2 separate regions of the Homo sapiens genome follow, and region 1 is linked to region 2. A link is an interaction called in ENCODE POLR2A ChIA-PET data of the cell type or tissue named here. Cell type or tissue: PC-9. All regions are shown on one strand. Links, peaks and the distances in the headings refer to the core of each region. The heading gives the core; the rest is flanking DNA.

Region 1 (9,359 bases), core at 697-8,696, 750 kb before region 2:
GAAAGCAAGAGCAAGAGAGAGAGAATGGAGAGCCGGGGTCACCCACTTTTAAATGACCAGATCGTGCAAGAACTCCCCCTACTGTGAAGACAGAACCAAGTCATGAGGAATCTGCCCCCAGGACCCAAATACCTCCAGCATTGGGAACTACAATTCAGCATGAGATTTGGGCAGGGACAAATATCTAATCTGTATCAGGGAGAGATCACTGTGTCTGTGAAAATCGTTTTTTGGGGCAGCACACTGGCCCATTTGAGAACTTTTTTGCCCACCCTATGGATCATTTCTCAGGAAGAAACTTCCCGAAACAGGCATCATTTTGCAGGTAAGTCAGAGTTGCTGGAGTGATGGCTCAGCCTCAGCATCTCACAATAGACTTTTGATTATCACCCTGGGTGTCACGAGCAGGGGTTGAGTCAGCTGTGCCTCCTGCTAAATAAAGGTCTGGTCGTGCCTGCACCCTGACAGGACCCCTCCCCTTGACTTCAGAGATGTGACTTAGGCAGGAGAGAGCACAGGGAGCTGCAGGGTTGATCATCGGCTGCATCCCGGCGTCAGGAAACAGCGCAGTGAAGAGACTTCTCTGATTTTATGTTCTCTGCACCGTTGTCAGATGCTATGTTCAATCAGGTGTCCCAACAGTATGGCCACTGCAAAGAGAATTCTGTATAGCCACTCCCACGCATGTGCCCATTTCCTTTGGAAAATGAACTGTGTTCATAGAAATGTCTCTTAGGATATTAAGATGAAGAAAGAAGACTGGGTCCTTTGATACATGCAACAAAAAGATTCTTTGACTGCCATTTAACGTGTTCTAGAATATAAGGATGTTGGAAAGCTCTCAAATTCTTTGTGGTAAAGCCAGAATAACAGTAATATAAAAATCAGATGAAGGTATGCAAAAAGAAAACCTGAAAGCCCTCTCACTTTTGAATAAATATCAAAGGGAAAAGTTTAAATGAAATAACACTAAATAGAACTGATCAGTCGTAAGCTAACAGAATCATATCCTAGGACAAATAGGGTTTAGCATAGAGATTGAGCCCTGTGTAAATGCTGTCTCTGCCATTTAATAGCTGGATGATCTTGGGCAAATTACTAAACCTTTCTGTGCCTCTATTTTCTTATCTGTAAAATGAGGATAATTATAGTACCTACCTGATCAAATGGTTGTGTGGATGAAATTAGTTAATGTGTATGAAGGGCCTGGCACATGGCAACTTAGCTTTTATTTTGCCTATTGTTTATTATTTTATTTTATTAACAAACAAAAGCTAAGTCGCCATGTGCCCAGGGCCTTCATACACATTAACTAATTTAATCCACAAACAATCCGATCAGGTAGGTACCGTAATTAATGGGTGCCATAATTATCCCCATTATTAACTAGTTCCAGAAATATAAGGTATAAGTCAGGGGTCTAACTTTTTTTCTCAAATGAAATGATCATTTGTTTCAGCACACTTTATTAAATAATGGTTTATTTTCTGACTTATTTGAAATAATGAGCTTTACCACATTCTAAATATCAGACTCCTTCCTTTCTATTCTGTCACCTGTATTAGAAAGTCTATTCTTGAACCAGCAACATACTGTTTAAATCATATTTTTAAAACGTTTTAATAACTTGTACAATATCTCCCTCACAAGCAACTTACTTATTGTAAATTGTTTGGGTAATTTGCCCTTTTCTTCTGATAATGTGAAAAGGAAACTACAAACCAATTCCAATTACATGTAACGAAGTAAAAAGCTTAAATAATAGTAAATACCTATCAGGTTTTATTATTTTTCTAATGTAAAATTATTTAAATGATATTTGATATCTTTACTATATTCCAGGAAAATGATATGTTGATGGTCCAAGTGTTCCTTTAATTATCTCAGTAGGTTTTAAGTGTTCTTATAATGACTCTTTTATCTTTATTGTTAAATTGATGATTTGTTTTATCATTAGAGTAAATTGGTACTTCCTCCCTGGTATATACATGTTCTAACTGGTCATTATCCATATATATCTATTGTCCATTAATGTTATATAGTTAGTTTTTTAAATACATGGCTTTGTCTTTTTTTAGTTTTAGCATGTTTTTCTCCTTGAATTTACTTTATTGAGCTTTTAAGATAATCATATCACCTATAAATAATGAAAATTCCACTGTCTGAATTCCAGCTTATATACTCCTCTTATTCTTGACTAGTGAATGCTAGAATTTATAGAGCAATGTTAAATAATAGTAATAACTCCCCAACAGCTTTTTTTCCAGACTTGAACAATTATGTGCCTGCGTTTTTTTACTGTTAAGGGTATTAGGTTTGCACTGAGATGCATTTAGTAAGCTATTTGATAAAAATATTTCTTAAAACTTAGCTTAATAATACAATTTTTAAATCAAATACAGAGGTTACATTTTCAAATGCCTTTTCACTTTCTGATAATTTTCTCCTTTTACTGATTTATGAAATATAATATTTTCTTTTACATTAAATGATCCTGGCATTCTGAGAATATCTAAGAATAAACAACATTAATTAATGTTTAACTTGGAAATTTTTGCATTTGTAATAACATGTATGATTGAACTTTATTTTTATTTATTTATTTTTTTGAGATGAAGTCTTGCTCTGTCACCCGGGCTGGAGTGCAATGGTGCAATCTTGGCTCACTGCAACCTCCACCTCCCGGGTTCAAGTGATTCTCTGGCCTCAGCTTCCCAAGTAGCTGGGATTACAGGCACCCATCATCACTCCCAGCTAATTTTTATATTTTTGTAGAGACGAGGTTTTACCCTGTTGGCCAGGCTGGTCTTGAACTCCCAAAATCCTGGGATTACAGGTGTGAGCCACCATGCCTGGCCTGATTGAACTTTAAATATGTTTGCACTGGCTGTATCAGATTTGTAATTCACTATTCTGGCAGAATCATAAATGAGTTTTTCTTTTAATTCCCTTCTCTTTCTTTTCATGTTCTGGATCATTTTGTATAGTAAATAGTTACTGTTCTTGAAAATATCTTAAGAGCGCACTGGTAGAATTATGTGGAGCCGGCGCCTTTTGCGAGATAATTATTTTTACAATACTTTTAATTTCCTCCCTTACTGTTGGTCTATTAAGGTTACCTATTTTTTGAGTTAATGATGGCAGTTTATTTTTTTAAGGAAAATTTTAACACTGATATTTTCAATTTATTATAAAGCATAATATTCTACAAAATGTGTTAGTGTCATAATTGGCATTCTATCTGATATGACATTATTTTGGTTTCACATTTGCTATATTTATGTTCTTTCTTTAATGAAACTGACATGTCCCACAACTGAAAACAAAACAAAAATCCTTATTTATAGGGCTTTATTGTCTGTTTTCCTATTGAATAATCTCTGCTTTTATCTCACTTTTTAAAGCTTCCTCCCTTAAATAGTTTTCGTTGTTGTTTTTGTTGGCTTTTTCATTTAAATGCTTCATTTTTTAAAATTACCCTTTAATAGTGTATAATATTTGATACTAAGCACTTGTCCCTGAGTACAGCTTTAGCCTCATGCTATGGGCTTGATTTGTAGAGTTCTTGTCACTTTCTTAATACTCCACAATTATGCTTAGATGTGTTTTGACCTTGAGTGATGTAGGTGAGCATTTTGTTTTGTTTTATCCCAAGTGGTCAAAGTGTATTGAAAACTGTTACTGAAACACCACGTGGAGTTGACACTGAGCAGTCATTTTCTCCATTTGTAAGCTAATGAGTCAGTGGAGAAAATAATTTTCCAGAGAGACTTAAGGAATGGAGTTAGAAATCTACATTTTAAAAAATCTCCAAGAGTCTTTAATATAATGGAACTGCAGATAGATATTTAACAACCATTGTACTAAACTAATACCTCTTAGCTGAAGCAAACCAACAAATTAAACTCTTTCCCCTTCTCCTCTCCACCACCCTCTCTCTCTATCCTCCAGAACATACTAAAAATTAAACATTTCATCATGTTAATAAAACCATACATACAATGACTGCCATTTACAAAGTACATGTTCTTGACTTTATAGAGGTTAAATATACAACAATACAAGGCAAGCAGATGGCCGAGCCCAGATTAAAAACCAGATCAAGCTGACTCTCACCAGCACTTTAAACTAGAATGATTGGAAGCCTCCCTTAGACTCTGAGATAGGGTCTTGCTCTGTCACCCAGGCTAGAGTGCAGAGACACGATCAGAGCTCACTAAAGCCTCGACTTCCTGGGCTCAAGCAATCCTCCCACCTTAGCCCCCCAAGTAGCTGGGACTACAGGGATGTGCCACAGCACCTGGCTATTTTTTTTTTTTTTTTAGTAGAAACAAAGTCTCACTATGTTGTTTGAATTTTAGTGGAAACAAGGTCTCACTCAGTGTTAGTAAAACTCCTGAGCTCAAGTGATCCTAGTGTTTGTAGAGATGAGATCTCATTATTATGCTTCCCAGGCTGGTTTCAAGCAATCCTCCCACCTCAGTCTCCCGAAGTGCTGGGATTACAGGCATGAGCCACCGTGCCCAGCCCTCCCTTAAACTTTGAATCAGACCCCAGCACCTGCTCTCTAGAGCACGATGTCTAGTGAATGACATATCTAGTCAAGTAAACAAACATACGTGCTATGTAAATTGAACTAAATATTTTGTACTTGCTATTCAAACTTCTGCAGCAACCACAAGGTTTAGGAAATACCAACTACTTAACCAGCTATTTGCACATTACTGACGGGAGAGGGAAAAACAATGTATTTTTACCATCATGAAAATGGATGCACACCGAAGCCTTCTTGAATATTTTCTGACTCATCATCTCCTTCAAAATCCTCTCTCTCTAACTAACTGCATTTCAGTATAAATTGACAGTAACTTTTACATTTTTCATGACATTTTGCCAGTAATACTCACTTTACTTATATAAGCAAAATTATCACGAGTATAATTTCAACTATGATAATCGGCCAGCCAAGTGAATATTAACTAAGCACTTTCTCCCTCAGCCCCCTCAAATAACTGCCTGCCCCAAAGGAAGCAATTAGCCATAGGACTTGCCACATGAATTCTTGCCTCATGATATATTTGTTTTTTAGAAAAAAAAAAAACCTTCACATAACAACCTATAAATTCACTCCCTGATGAACATCCTGCAAGTTTTACTAATTGCGTTAAAGGCAATAATTACTGATGATAAAGAATGAGACATTAACTATTCAACGTTAGAGGTCAAGTCCTTGAAACGTGGCATGGATTCTGCTGAATCCGCCATTTGTTTGTATTTTCCATGATCAGTACACAGCTTATATATGCACCAAGCCTCTTGTAGGTTTTCATTCAGAAAAGTCAATATCCAAGGGCATATTTTAAATTAATCAAACCTGTTTTTGAGAGATAAGCTAAATGAGTTCTTTAAAAGGAGAATGTGAAATGCAAACTTATGTATTCATCGTTATATTTAGCTTCAAGAAATAACCTTACATAACCCCACAGTGGATTTAAATGATGACTAAAACTCAGCTTCAAACCTTTTAAGAGATTTTCTATAGTCATAGGTGGCATTCAATGTTTCAGTTTGCTTTCTGCACTTATAATTTAAATTATGAGAGAGAAATTCAGTCAAGTCAATAAATATTTATTAAGCATCTCATATACTATGGGCATAGAAAAGGAGCGTGAGATACAGTCTGTCTACCCAGAAAGGAAAGTCTTGCTGAGGAAAAAAGACTTAGATACATGGAAACAGTCATAGATAAATAAGAATTGTATGGAAATGATATAAGATTCGTGGTTTACAAAGGCTGTGCTATGTCCTACAGTTTATCAGTTACTTGCTGGCCTCTGCTCTCCAGTTATAGCCTGAAGCCTACTTCTTTCCACTCTAACTGCAGCCCATAGAAGCCTTAGATGGAATACTTTCTCTTTACCAAATGGGAGATTACCGTTATCCCGTAATTGGAGAGTAGTTTTCATAAAAGATTATCACATAAGCCTTAAGCAGCCTGTGTGAAAGAAGAGCTTCAGTCAAAACAAGGAAAGTGTCTTGGAGCCATTTCCATTGGTAGCAAATTACCCTCTGGAAAAACTCTAAAATCTTTAAATATCTGTTGATTTCTTAACAAGTAGGAACTTGAGGATTTCTAGACTGTAGCTCCCTTGAAGAAAGATAATTTTTATCTTGATTGGCCCAGTGCTCACTTACATAGTACATACTAGACTTTCAATATTCCCTATTTGCTTGATTTTTTTTTTAAAAAGAATGAATGAATGTGTCTTCTTAACAGTGTTAAAATACAAGACGAATCAGCACAGTACTAGTTTGGATAAAGTATCTTCTGATTCCTCTAAATAAGCAAAAGCCTGCATTTAAAACAATCTATAAGTTATTTCCAATATTTGCCTTTGACAGCTGGCTACACTCTATATAAGCAAATGGCTAAATACCAGAGCAACAATGATAGCAGACTGCTGTGTTCTTTTGGCTTTTTGTGTATAAATGTGGGTATTAAAAATGTTTGAAAATGTAGTAAGGAAAATTATTCCAAATGGTGAAAATAAAAATCTAGTGAAAAAAGGTTATTACTTCCAACCTTCCCACTGATTTCCAGGTGATAACACTGCTCTTTCATGTCCAGAGTTCCACTCTCTCATCTATTGAACTTACAGCTGGCAATCAAATAGATGTCCTCATAATATAAATTGTCAAAATACCACTGATAAATTTCAATATTCTCGCTCTTGAATAATAATAGGAGTCCCTGATGTGAGAGCTGTGTCCCACAAAATGGAAATGCCTCTTTAGACTCTGAAATGAGACTAACTTCTTGTTTATCAGGTGAAATGAAAAGATTAGTGGGAGCAGATAGATTCCCAATGCAGTGAGGTGAGTATAGGTAATCCCTCCTTGATGGTACAGTGTAGCAAAAGCTAATGTTTCTGTTGCTCCTTCTCAGCAGCAAGCATGAGCTCTCCTTGCATAATTAGAATGGCCCTTACAAGTAAACCCCAGTCAGCTCCACTGTGGATGATCCAGTACTACAGGCAAAAATGACAAGCAGTCGCCCACCTGGAAGCCTGGACATTCTGAAAGAGTGTCATTACAGGAATCATTTTTGCAGAGGTTGCTATGGTTTCTGGGCTGCACTTTCTCCTCTCTCTATAGTTGGATGATTTTAGTTAATCAATGGCAAGTCACAGTGTAATCATTTTCTCTTCAGAGAACACAAGGAAAAAGAACAAGCCTGGAGTCTCTTGCACAATGTCACTGCTGACAGTTATTTTTTGGCTACAAAAGAAAGACATATTCTTATTCTAAATGTGAGCAGAAAAGGAAAGTTGAGAGAAAATTGAAATTGCTTTCCAATCCAGGCTAGTCTTTTGAGAACTATTAGAAAGACTGTTTACCCAAGTGATCTCCCTAGAATTTTTTTTTTTTATTAGGATATTCATCCAAGAAGGATGTGAGGGAAAAATGGTTCCTGCCCACAAAGAGTCTCGGAATTTTCTTATTACCTCTGGAAGTTGTCTGGGCATTGAGAAATCATAATGAGGGACTAATATTGCTTTACCTAAAGTTAATCACTGCTTCAGGTTTCTGCAAAGTTTGTTTACTGGGTTTATTAAGAGAAAAAGCCACTACTCCATATATTGTCCAGCACAAATGAAATACGGGAAACAATGCTATTAAGGAAAGCAAAGACATAGAGAATCCTTACAAGCAGGACCACAAAAGAAGCTCAAGAGATCACTCAGAGAGCTCGATATGCAAGAATTGACACCAAGAGGAAAGGCAAGTCTTGTGTCTTGAGGAACTTTGCCTTTGTATATAGAAATTATGAGCCTATGAGTGATTTAGCAAATCTCAGGTAACATAGAAACATAAAATTCAGTCAATTTCCTTCTGAAATTTTGTGAGCAGCAGTGAAGGCCAGAGTTCAAGGGCCCTTAGACAAGTCACATCATTTTCAGCTGTTTTGATGTAAAAGCAGGTGTTTAATTCATTCTATATGATTTTAGTTTATATTTTAAAACAGGATCAGCTATGTACAGCTCTCTATTAAAGGGCTGTGTTTTCTGCCCACAGAAGATAAATTCAGAGCCTTAGCATACACCATCAGATATATCAGAACAATCATGGTTATATAATACACATATAAGAGAATAAGTTTCAAAAGAATGTGGGTTTAAGGTAAATGTTACTTTTTCCTTAATTTCTTTTAATTTAATATAAATTATCAATAATTGAGAAACTGAGATTTTTCACAAATGCCCAAAATGTTTTATTGATAATATTGTCTTGTTTATTTCTGGTATTATCAGACCCCAATTATGCTATTTACTTCTTGATGCATTTTATGTACAATGAATGCACACAATAATTTTGATATTCAAATTTTCTAGATATTACTCTACCAGAATATCATGTTGGAGATGAGGGAGAAAAGTTCAACATGAGTTATATGCCTGTGCTGATTGAGTGGTAATTTTCATCATTGACTATCTGAGAATTAAATTTCGTTGGATTTTACAATTCTGCCTTTTAATTTTGCTACTTTTGGTTTGTAATGTTTCCTGTGACTACACGTTATGGAGAGTGATTATATACCTGATTAGTCAGCCATGCTAGTTTGGGAATGGTTCACAAACTGTCTCCCAACTTACCTATATTAGCATTAAAATGGTTATTTTTTTAATGATAAATTATAAAGTTCCTATTGGCAAACAAAAGCTCTTCTGAAATGAATTACATACATTAAATTTAAAAGAGTTGATTGATATCTACATGGTAGAATACTCAGTCCTAACCTTGGCATATGGCATATGTGTATACATGTTAGTTTCCTTCCTATGAATTTTATTACAAAAAAATGGGGCTCCATGACACTTTATCTGAATTGGATTTTTTTTTAAAGATCTAGAGCCATGTCTCCATTACTTCATCCTCAGATGACCTTGTATTGTAGAGTCTTACGAGAGACTAAGCGAGATAACACGTATAAAAGACCCTGCAGTCCTGGTATCTATTCCAGGCCTAACAAAAGACAGATATTGTTACTTCAGGAAAGTACGTTAATCTGTTAGGAATAGAGGCTGCCCTTGGCTTTAGTTGTTACTATTACATTCATAAGGCTACCATGCTGTTATTTTTAGATTTGGCATTATGGTGTGTATCCCTGACTTATTCAAGAAAATATGATTTCCTCCCCCTCGGCCCATCACGCCAGCTGAGAACTCCTCAGGCTTTGCAGAACATGTGCTTCTCATCGCAGTGGCTCATGCCCTTTGAGTGCTAAGATCACACAACTCTTCCAATCAAGATTTCCCTTGAGAGCGTGTAGAGTCTCTTAACAGCACACACAACCTATT
Region 2 (9,359 bases), core at 480-8,479:
AACAGTTGTGGAGCAGGTTCTCGGATATTTGCTATGAAAACCTACGTATGGTGATTTGGACTTTCAGAGCTATTATATTCTGGCGGTCTTTGATGAAACTTTAATTTTAACCTATTGTTCAATCAGTATCATTTTTTATTGGAAAAACTCATAGGAGAAAAATCAAATAATTATTTCAATAAATATCAAAAAGGCTTTTGATGAAATTCAACACCACTGCTTGTTAACAAAATTTAAAACTTCATAAGAAGCTAGCATCTGAGGAAGATGTTTTTATACTGATGAAAGGTGTCTGAAACCTACAGCAAAGGACATATTTAATAATAAAGCACAAACAGAAATGTCACTTACATTCATACTACCCAGAATTTGTTTTAATCAGTAACGGTAAGACACACAAACACAGAAATGACTGTCATGAGGGAAGTAGTTTATTTTACTACTCACAGTTCCTTAGAAGCTGTGGGCACAGCACACCACAAGGGGGAGGACAGGGAAACATCAAGGTCAGTCAGGAGGCAACGTGAATGGGGGAAAACATGGGAAAGAATCTTTATTGCAGTTCCATGGGAGGGAACAAGCAAGTCAGGGCAATCAGGCTTAGCATTGGCTAGTTTAAATATTTCATTGTCTTCTGGAAAGAAGAGGCTGCTATCTGGCCCTGAGGAAATTAGAGAGGCAGAACAGTGGCCAGAAATGTCAGAGTGATAAGGAAGAATAAAGACTGCAAAAGAGATAAACAGAGATAAAGAAGAATAAAGAGTGAGGAAGAGATGAGAAAGAAGGGGGTATAAACTCTGGGTTGGTTGGATTATATAGGAAAGTCATGCATGCAGGCAAGTTGTTTATTACATCCAGCAATTAGCCTATCCTCAGAGGGGCAGTCCCTCCAGGGTCAACAAGGCCCAGATTTCAAAGCATCAAATTCAGAAAATAAGAGACAAGACTAATACACCATTAAAGTCAGTATTATAATTAATATTATTCAACATTATCCTGGAGTCTCTAGCCAATGCACACAACAGCAAAACCAACAAGGTAACAAATATCTGAATGGAAAAGACAGACTTTTAAATTCTCAGATGATGTATCTACTTAAAATTTAAAAACCAAGTCAAGCAATCCATTAAAAGCTATTAAGTAGAGAAACTAAAAACTGTCCTGTGTACTATATATCAGTGAAGCTCATTTGTAAAATGTAGTATAAAGGGTGATTCAGAAGAGCAACAAGAACTAAAATATTTTTAGAATTGATAGACAATTTCAAAGTCTATAAGGAAAACTGTAAATGTTTATTGCAGATATAAAAGAAAACATCAGGAAAAAAGAGGTGCAGGTCATCACTGCTCCACCTAGTTCCAATAACTACGATTTAATTAAATAACGTGAGTTCCCCAACATGGTTCCAAATTCAGTTGCCATGGTATTTTAACTGTGAGTAATTACGTAAAGTACAAACTTTGTGTGAGCTCTTCAGTCCACAAATCACAACATAAATAACAGATGCAATCATGATCAGTGACCCATCATCTCTTTCAAATTATGAGGTTGCCAATCACTGCATATTTGTTACTGAGTTTATAAAGAGAACAAAGTATGTCGTTGTCTTGCCTCTTTGTCTCCCAGTGAGACGCTCACGTGACATTTTACAAAAATGAACAATCAAAAGAGGGAAGTGGTCAACAAACATGAAACTGCAAACAAAAAAAAAAAAAAAAGAAAAAAGGGATAACACAAAGTGAAATTCAAATGGAACATAAATGTAGTTATAGAAGAAATAGTGGCCATTCACTGAGGCAGATGTTTGCTCGGTATTTCAATTATTTTTGACAAATAAATCAATTCTGAATCTGACTGAAGCTCTATATTTACAGAAATACAGGGGGCACAGACACATGCTGTGTTAGGTTGTTTTTCTGTTGCTATAAAGAAATACCTGAGGCTGGGTCATTTATAAAGAAAAAAGGTTTAATTGGCTCACAGGTCTGCAGGCTTTACAGGAAGCATGGTGCTGGCATCTGCTCACCTTTTGGGGAGGCCTCTGGAGGTTTCCATTCATGGCAGAAGGCAAAGTGGAAGCAGGCTTCTCACATGGAGAGACTGGGACTAGAGAGCAAGCTAGGGAGGTGCCACACACTTTGAAACAACAGATCTCCTGAGAACTCACTCACCATCAGTGGGACAGCACCAAGTTATGAGGGATCTGTCCCCATGACCCAAACACCTCCCGCAAGGCCCCACCTCCAACATTGGGGATTGTATCTCAACATGAGTATATTAGTACATTTTCACACTGTTATAAAGAAACTACCTGAGACTGGGTAATTTATAAAGGAAGTTTTAATTGACTCATGGTTATGCATGGCTGGGGGTCCTCAGGAAACTTACAATCATCACAGAGGGTGAAGGAGAAGCAAGTCACATCTTACATGGCAGCAGGAGATAGAGAGCGAAGAGGAAATGCCAGACACTTATTAAACTACCATATGTCATGAGAACTCTCTCACTATCACAAGAACAGCATGGGGGAACGGCCCCCATGATCCAATCACCTCCCCACAAGTCCCTCCTTCCACACATGGGGGTCATAATTCAAGATGAGATCTGGGTGGGGACATAGAGCCAAACCATATCAATGAGATTTGGAGGGGACATCCAAACTATATCACAGGTTCAGTAAATAATACCACAGAATGCAATCAGAAAAATGCAGAATGTTGAAATACCACAGGATAAATAATCTGGTTTCTTCAATCGAAACTAAAGGAACCAATGGAGTGCAAGTGAAAAAAGATGTAGGGACACATGTAGGTGATATACTCAAAGATATCAAAGGAAGCTTAAGACGTCTTATCATCTAATTTTAATGTATACTCCTTATTCAAATCCCAATTAAAATAACCATAAGAGGCTGGGCACGGTGGCTCACACCTGTAATCCCAGCACTTTGGGAGGTTGCGGAAGGTGGATCACGAGGTCAGGAGTTCAAGACCAGCCTGGCCAAGATGGTGAAACCCGGTCTCTACTAAAAATACAAAAATTAGCCAGGCATGGTGGCAGGCGCCTGTGATCCCAGCTATTTGGGAGGCTGAAGCAGAGAATTACTTGAACCCAGAAGGCAGAAATTGCAGTAAGCCGAAATTGCGCCACTGCACTCCAGCCTGGACAACAGAGTGAGACTCCGTCACAAAAATAAACAAATAAATAAATAAATAAAATAACTATAAGATAATGCTGATGATAATAATTTACAAGACAATAGGAAAATGTTGAAAACTGACTGAATACTTCATTTGATACATTAAGAGTTATTGCTAATTTGCCTCAAGGTCATATGATGTCAAGGACTGTTTGTGTTCTAAGTCATTAGCATTTAGATATGCATATGGAAATATTTGTAGAGGAAATGATACAATGTCTGAATTTCCAAAAAATTGAGGATACGTATATTATACTTCAATTAAGGCAATAAAGAGGAATATGGAGAAAGTGTGTGGAGGTGTAGATGAAGCAAAATTGGCAATGTATTAATTGTTAGTAAGCTGATTAAATGGTAAATTAGGTTCATTAAACTATTAAAATTTTCTCTACCTTAGTAAATGTTTGAAAATTCTATGATAGAGATAAAAAAATCTCTAGGAGCATAATAAAACTAAATATAGCATAATAAAACTAAATACAGCACTGATATACCCCAAAGTGCTGAGTTTACAGTAAATACTAGATCAATATTTAATAATCCATTTTTTTTTAGACAGAGTTTCAATCCTGTTGCCCAGGCTGGAGTGTAATGGCGTGATCATAGCTCACTGCAACCTCTGCCTCCGGGGTTCAAGCAATTCTCCTGCCTCAGCCTCCTAAGTAGCTGGGATTACAGGTGCCCGCCACCACACCGAGCTAATTTTTTTTTTTGTATTTTTAGTAGAGATGGGATTTCACCACGTTGGCCAGGCTGGTCTTGAACTCTTGACCTCAGGTGGTCCACCTCCCTCGTCCTCCCAAAGTGCTGGGATTACAGGCATGAGCCACCAAGCCAGGCTCTAATGATCCATTTTGATTACAATGTCGTAAGATCTTGTAATCATTGAGAATAACTCACGTGCTTTATCAAAAATACCTTATTATTCCATTAAACTTACTGATTAGAACAAAAATCATCATGAAGTTGTTTCAAAGAATATGTTCCAATTTAATCGGCTAAAAATATTTGCATATATAATCATTATTACCAAATGTGGGATTGGCATCAAAATGTGGAGGATCAAAAATAATTTCTTAAACAGATTATTCTATGTTGCGTATAATGATAGAAGACTTCTTTAATTTATTTTTCCCAAATTAAGCAACTAAGTCTGAGATCTTTAGCCCAGGAAGGAGTAGGTGAGGCGTAGCCTGCTTCCTTGGCTGTCGAATGCTTCTGGAAAGGATGCTGAAGAACTTGCTGGAGAAGATGCACCTGGTAAAAAATGTGGGCAGATAAATATACATTATAATTACTCAGGACCCTGATGAATTTCTACATTTCTAAATGGCAAGGTCAACTTTAAATGTTTAAAAATGTTTATACTTTGGGTAGCAGAGGCAGACAGATCACTGGAGGTCAGGAGTTGGAGACCAGCCTGGCCAACATTGTGAAACCTTGTCTCTACTAAAAACATAAAAATTAGCCGGGCATGGCGGCGTCTGCCTGTACTCCCAGCTACCTGGGAGGTTGATGCAGAAGAATGGCTTGAAACTGAATGTGGAGGATGCAGTGAGCTGAGATCACCACACTACACTCCAGCCTGGGCGACAGAGCTAGATTGTCTCAAATCGAACAAACAACAATAAGAGTTTATACATTTTGTTTTATGAAAAATCTCAACTCTAGTTGTTACTTAGAATTGCTATTATTCCACAGAAGTTCCTTAAGTACTATTTTTGTACTAAACTAAGAGAAGGAATATGTACACTGTCATGGAGAGTACAAATATATTCCCGTCATTTTAAGATCCCTTTACAGCATAAAGAGAATTCTAATTTTCTAAAACATTTAGCGAAAAAAAGAATGTCAATGATTTGCAAGCTTTCCAAATGAAGGGCATGAATTCCAGCTCATGCTGCTTCCTCACTGGGAATCTGGCTCTATGATAATAAACTAAGTCATCAACGACACACTTCTTTCAACAATAAAGCAAAGATTGAAATGTTTATTTTCCGTGGTTTTGCTATTTCTTGGGGCTTACGAAAGAAACGCTTAGTCAGAATAGAGAGGGTGGATGACAATACCATGAAATTAAAGGTGAGAGGTGAAGGAGAACATTTTATTGTATCACTAGTATTTTAAATATAAAGATTGCATCTTCATGAATACGGGGCTTTTGGAGCCCATCTTAGCACTTCTCCCCAGGTACGTTCCATGCCTATCATTTTATTGAAGTTGCTTGTATACCTATCAGTCTCACCTAGTAGTTAAATGGCTCCTCTAGTTGGCTCTTACATTTCTCTACTGCATCTTGCCTTGAGTCGATTCTAAAGACATGTTTGATGAAAGAAGGTAAATACCAGTCACATGTGAACAGGGCTGCATCTAGAAAGCTGCTCTATCAACGAAATCATTAGAAAAATATGGTTTACTCAGTGTACAAATTTTAGGAAATTTCTCTATTACACGTGCTAGTTTGAATATGTGTGTTATTTTCAAAAACATAAAATGAATATATAATTTTTGAATACCTGTGTGTATATATATATGATATATATATATATATGTTAACATCACACAGTAGACTTAACTCATGGCAAAGATTTTTTCTGAAGCACCTGCAGAAATCAGTCTTCTTTCCAGTTTCGAAAACCCCAACATGGGCGAAAGAGGATCCTTTGGATGCCAGATAGTGCATGAAGCACATTGGGTTACAGTAATTTTAATATAGTTCATATTCATAATTCACAGTGAGGAAACCTGAAAGTTTCTCGAAGCTATCAATGAATGAAAGGTGGGGCAGGGCCGCTGTGGGGGCGGGGCCTTGTGAGCCAGTGCCTGGACTCCCACATCACAAATGGAAGGGCGGCGCGTGGAGGGAACTCAAGGCCTGATTGGTTCCTCCTAAGCAGGACACGATCTGGCTGGCAGGGCAACTGGCCTTCAGTTAGTGCCTTCAGTGGGTGCCTTCAGTTGGTGGCATTTGGTTGCCTTTCCTGGGGAGAGGTGGCAGGTGCTCAGCTCTGCAGGCGTGGGGGCAAGCGAAGGCCCAAGCTGCTGGAGAAGAACAGAGGTGTCCCATGGGGACCACGCTGGCCTGTCGCATGTGCACCAAAGCCAGCCCCAGGCAGGGCCCGCACAGGGCTTCTGCGGAGCCTTCCTGCGGCTCTGACATCTATGAGTGGGCAGCCAGCAAAGGCGAAGGCCCTAGCACAGAGGAGAAGAGGCGCCCGGAACACGCTGTCCCCCAATGCCAGCCCCAAGCAGGGCCAGCTGAGGGTGCGGTGTTTGGAGCCTTTCTGAGATCCACGAGGTGGCGGTGGGAGTAGCGCCAGACTCCACTGCTTTGGAGCCTGCCCAGTCTGATTCAGGAGCCTTGACTAGCAGCACATTGGCGACCCGAAGACGCCAAAAGGTAGGGAGGCGACAGATACCTCTTGGTCTTAGGAGCTCCTCTGGCCTTGCTCACCCAAGGTACCCCCAGAGGCATCCACAGCCTAGGGCTCCTCCCTCCTGCTCCTAGTTCGCTTTCCTATCCCCTGCCCCAAACAGGAGGACTTGCTCTGACTCGACTCCCCACTCCTTCTTTCCCTGTTGCATCCAGCCGGTTACTTTTCATTGCTCTGCCCAAATACCCACTTCTGGGCCCTCTTCTTTTCCTAGGCTGGCCAAAAACTAAGTTTTCAAAATACAAATTGGATGCCACCGATTTCATTATGGTAGAGGAAATGTCTGACAGCTCTTGTATTTAAGCTTAAGTAGCCGCATTGGGACTCCCAATTTCACATCCCGAGTTCTAGAGCAGAGCTCTCTCCCCTAAAGTAATGGCTGAGGGTTAGAGGTACTCTTCCTCATTCTAATAATAAGAAATGATGTTTTGTAGAGACAGGGTATCATTGTGTTGTCCAGGAAGGTCTCAAACCCTGACCTCAAGTGATTCACCCACATTGGCCTCCCACTTTGTTGGGATGACAGGCAAGAACCACCACACCTGGCCTTGGGAGCTGCTCCTGCTTTGTGTGTTTTGGCTGGTGTTCCTGCGCAGCTGTCAGTAAGATGCTCCTGCCGTATTGTTCCAAATCTTCCCACACAAATTCAGTGGATGCGGTGATGTTTTACACGGAATAGCCCCTTTATTTATTGAAGAGAAGCTGGACAATTCACACTTAGTAACATATGGCCTAGCAAATTTCATTTCTTGATCAACACACCTGTTAAAAGGTGATGCTTGTGGTCTAAATATGCAGATTCCTAATCATCCCCAAGAAAAAGGGAACCACTGCAAGGCAACCTGGGAGGGAGTTTAGGATTGTTCTGAGGCAGTGCAAGCCATTGAAATTCACACATGAGGGGGTAGAAAAGAGAATCCACATGTTTTGACCCCTCCATGTTCTGGGTATAACTTGGTTCTCCTTAACATGCACCATTTTTGGCGACAGAGAAAACTGGATTTAAATCCCAGTTCCATCGCTCTTTATGAAGTGAAGATGAATTTGTTTTTAACTTGTCTGAGCCTCAGTTTGCTAATCTATAAAAGATGTGATTGTTATGAGGCTTCCATAAGGTAAGTGTGTAAAACCCATGGCAAAATGCTTGTAATTTAAAAGAGAGGGTTGTTATCAGGCTTCTATAAGGCAAGTGTGTAAAAATCTGGATACAATGTCTACAATTTTGTAAGTGTTCAATATCTGGAGAATAAGGATTCTCTTTCTCTCATTTAATTTTTAGGGCAAGTTTATAAAATAAGCGCTACTCATATTTTTGAGATAATCAAACCAAGGATTAGAAAGACTAACTAAATCACAATAGTCACAAAGCAGTTCAACATACATTTACTGGGTAATTTCTATTTAAAAGTAGCAATGATTATCACATTGAAAATCTTATATTGTGTGGTGGTTTTCTCATACGAAAGCCTCTTGATTTGTTGAAACCATAGATTCTAAGCTGCTCTATCAAAGTGATTATTAGAAAAATGTGATATACTTAGTGCGTACATTTTAGAAAACTTCTTATGTTAACCTTGTTAATTTGATTGAGCATGTGTGTTATTTTAAAAAATGTAAATCTAATATATGTGTATTGAATATATATATGAATATATGAAATATGACTTGACATTATAGAGTAGGCTCAGCTCATGGCAAAGTTTTTTCTGAAAGCACCTGCAGAAATCTCTCTTATTTCTAGTTTCTTAATGTTTCAGAGATTACGGGGGGAAGAGGGTTCTATGAATCCCAGACACTGCGCGAGGCAGATTTGGTTTCAGTAATTTTAGCATCATTCATTGTAAGTTGATGATCCCTAGGAACTTCTTCACAGTGAGAAACCTGAAAGGTCCTAGCAGCCAGCAATGAATGAAAGGTGGGGTGGGGCCGCTGGCAGTGAGGTTCCTTGTGAGCCATGTGCCTGTGCTCTCAAGTTCCAAGTTTGTGGGGATGCATGCAGGAGATTCTGGACCTGATTGTTTCCTCTGAACCAGGATGCGTTCTGGTTGGTAGGACAACTGGCCTTCACTTGGTGGCCTTCAGTGGGTGCCCTCATTAGTTGCCTTCAATTAGTGCCCTCAGTTGGTAATCTAAGTTGTTTCTCTTCAGTTGGTGGTCCTCAGTTGGTGGTCTTCAGTTGTTGGGCAGTGGTGGAAGGAAGATGAATCCGTTTGTGCTCTCTCCTCCCCCAGTCACAACTCTCAGGCTTGTTGCATCTAGGCCCTTTTAAAATAAACCAGAGATGTTGGCAGGTTTTATTAGCAGACAAGTCAGCTCAGGGTATGGGGGTGACGCGAGGTGCAGGCCGCTATTGGAGTGCCACCCCATGGCCCAGGGCTGCTCGTGCCAGCAATGCTTTTGCCAGGAAGAGGCGAAAGGTGTTTAGCTCTGTAAACTTGGGGGTGAGCGAAGGCCCATGCTGCCCGAGAAGACCCCGTGGGGTCCACACGGAACGGTCGCATATGAACCAAAGGCAGCCCCAATCAGGGCTGGCGCAAGGGTTCTGCAGAGCTAGCCTGTGGCTCTGATGTCTACGACTGTGAAGTCAGCAAAGACGTAGGCCACGATATACAGGAGCAGAGGAGCCCAGAACACCCTGTCCCCCAATGCCAGCCACAAGCAGGGCTATCTCAGGATGTGGTGGGTGAAGCCGTCCTGCAGATCTGAGAATCCTGAGGTGGAGGTGG

What was found. Peaks named below come from ENCODE experiments on the same cell type or tissue, not always from the same donor. Only the 100,000 strongest peaks of a DNase experiment are listed, where the experiment ranks them.
Region 1: POLR2A ChIA-PET joins it to region 2 with 15 read pairs; 2 of 35 experiments call an interaction of 5 or more read pairs at or near these places.

The regions. Positions count from the first base shown.
Region 1 is chr10:25,824,179-25,833,537 of GRCh38, forward strand. No RefSeq gene overlaps it. Among named protein-coding and RNA genes, the nearest start is that of MYO3A, 110 kb to the right of the region's middle. In PC-9, for the core only: no CTCF peak of the experiment used is centred there; no DNase peak of the experiment used is centred there; H3K27me3 peaks cover 343 bases.
Region 2 is chr10:26,573,392-26,582,750 of GRCh38, forward strand. LINC03028 (long intergenic non-protein coding RNA 3028) reads right to left here and starts at 5,916. Exons shown (of 3, transcript NR_134472.1): 1 at 5,803-5,916; 2 at 5,445-5,582; 3 at 4,295-4,456. RefSeq lists enhancers at 5,858-6,358, 9,125-9,359. In PC-9, for the core only: no CTCF peak of the experiment used is centred there; no DNase peak of the experiment used is centred there; H3K27me3 peaks cover 855 bases.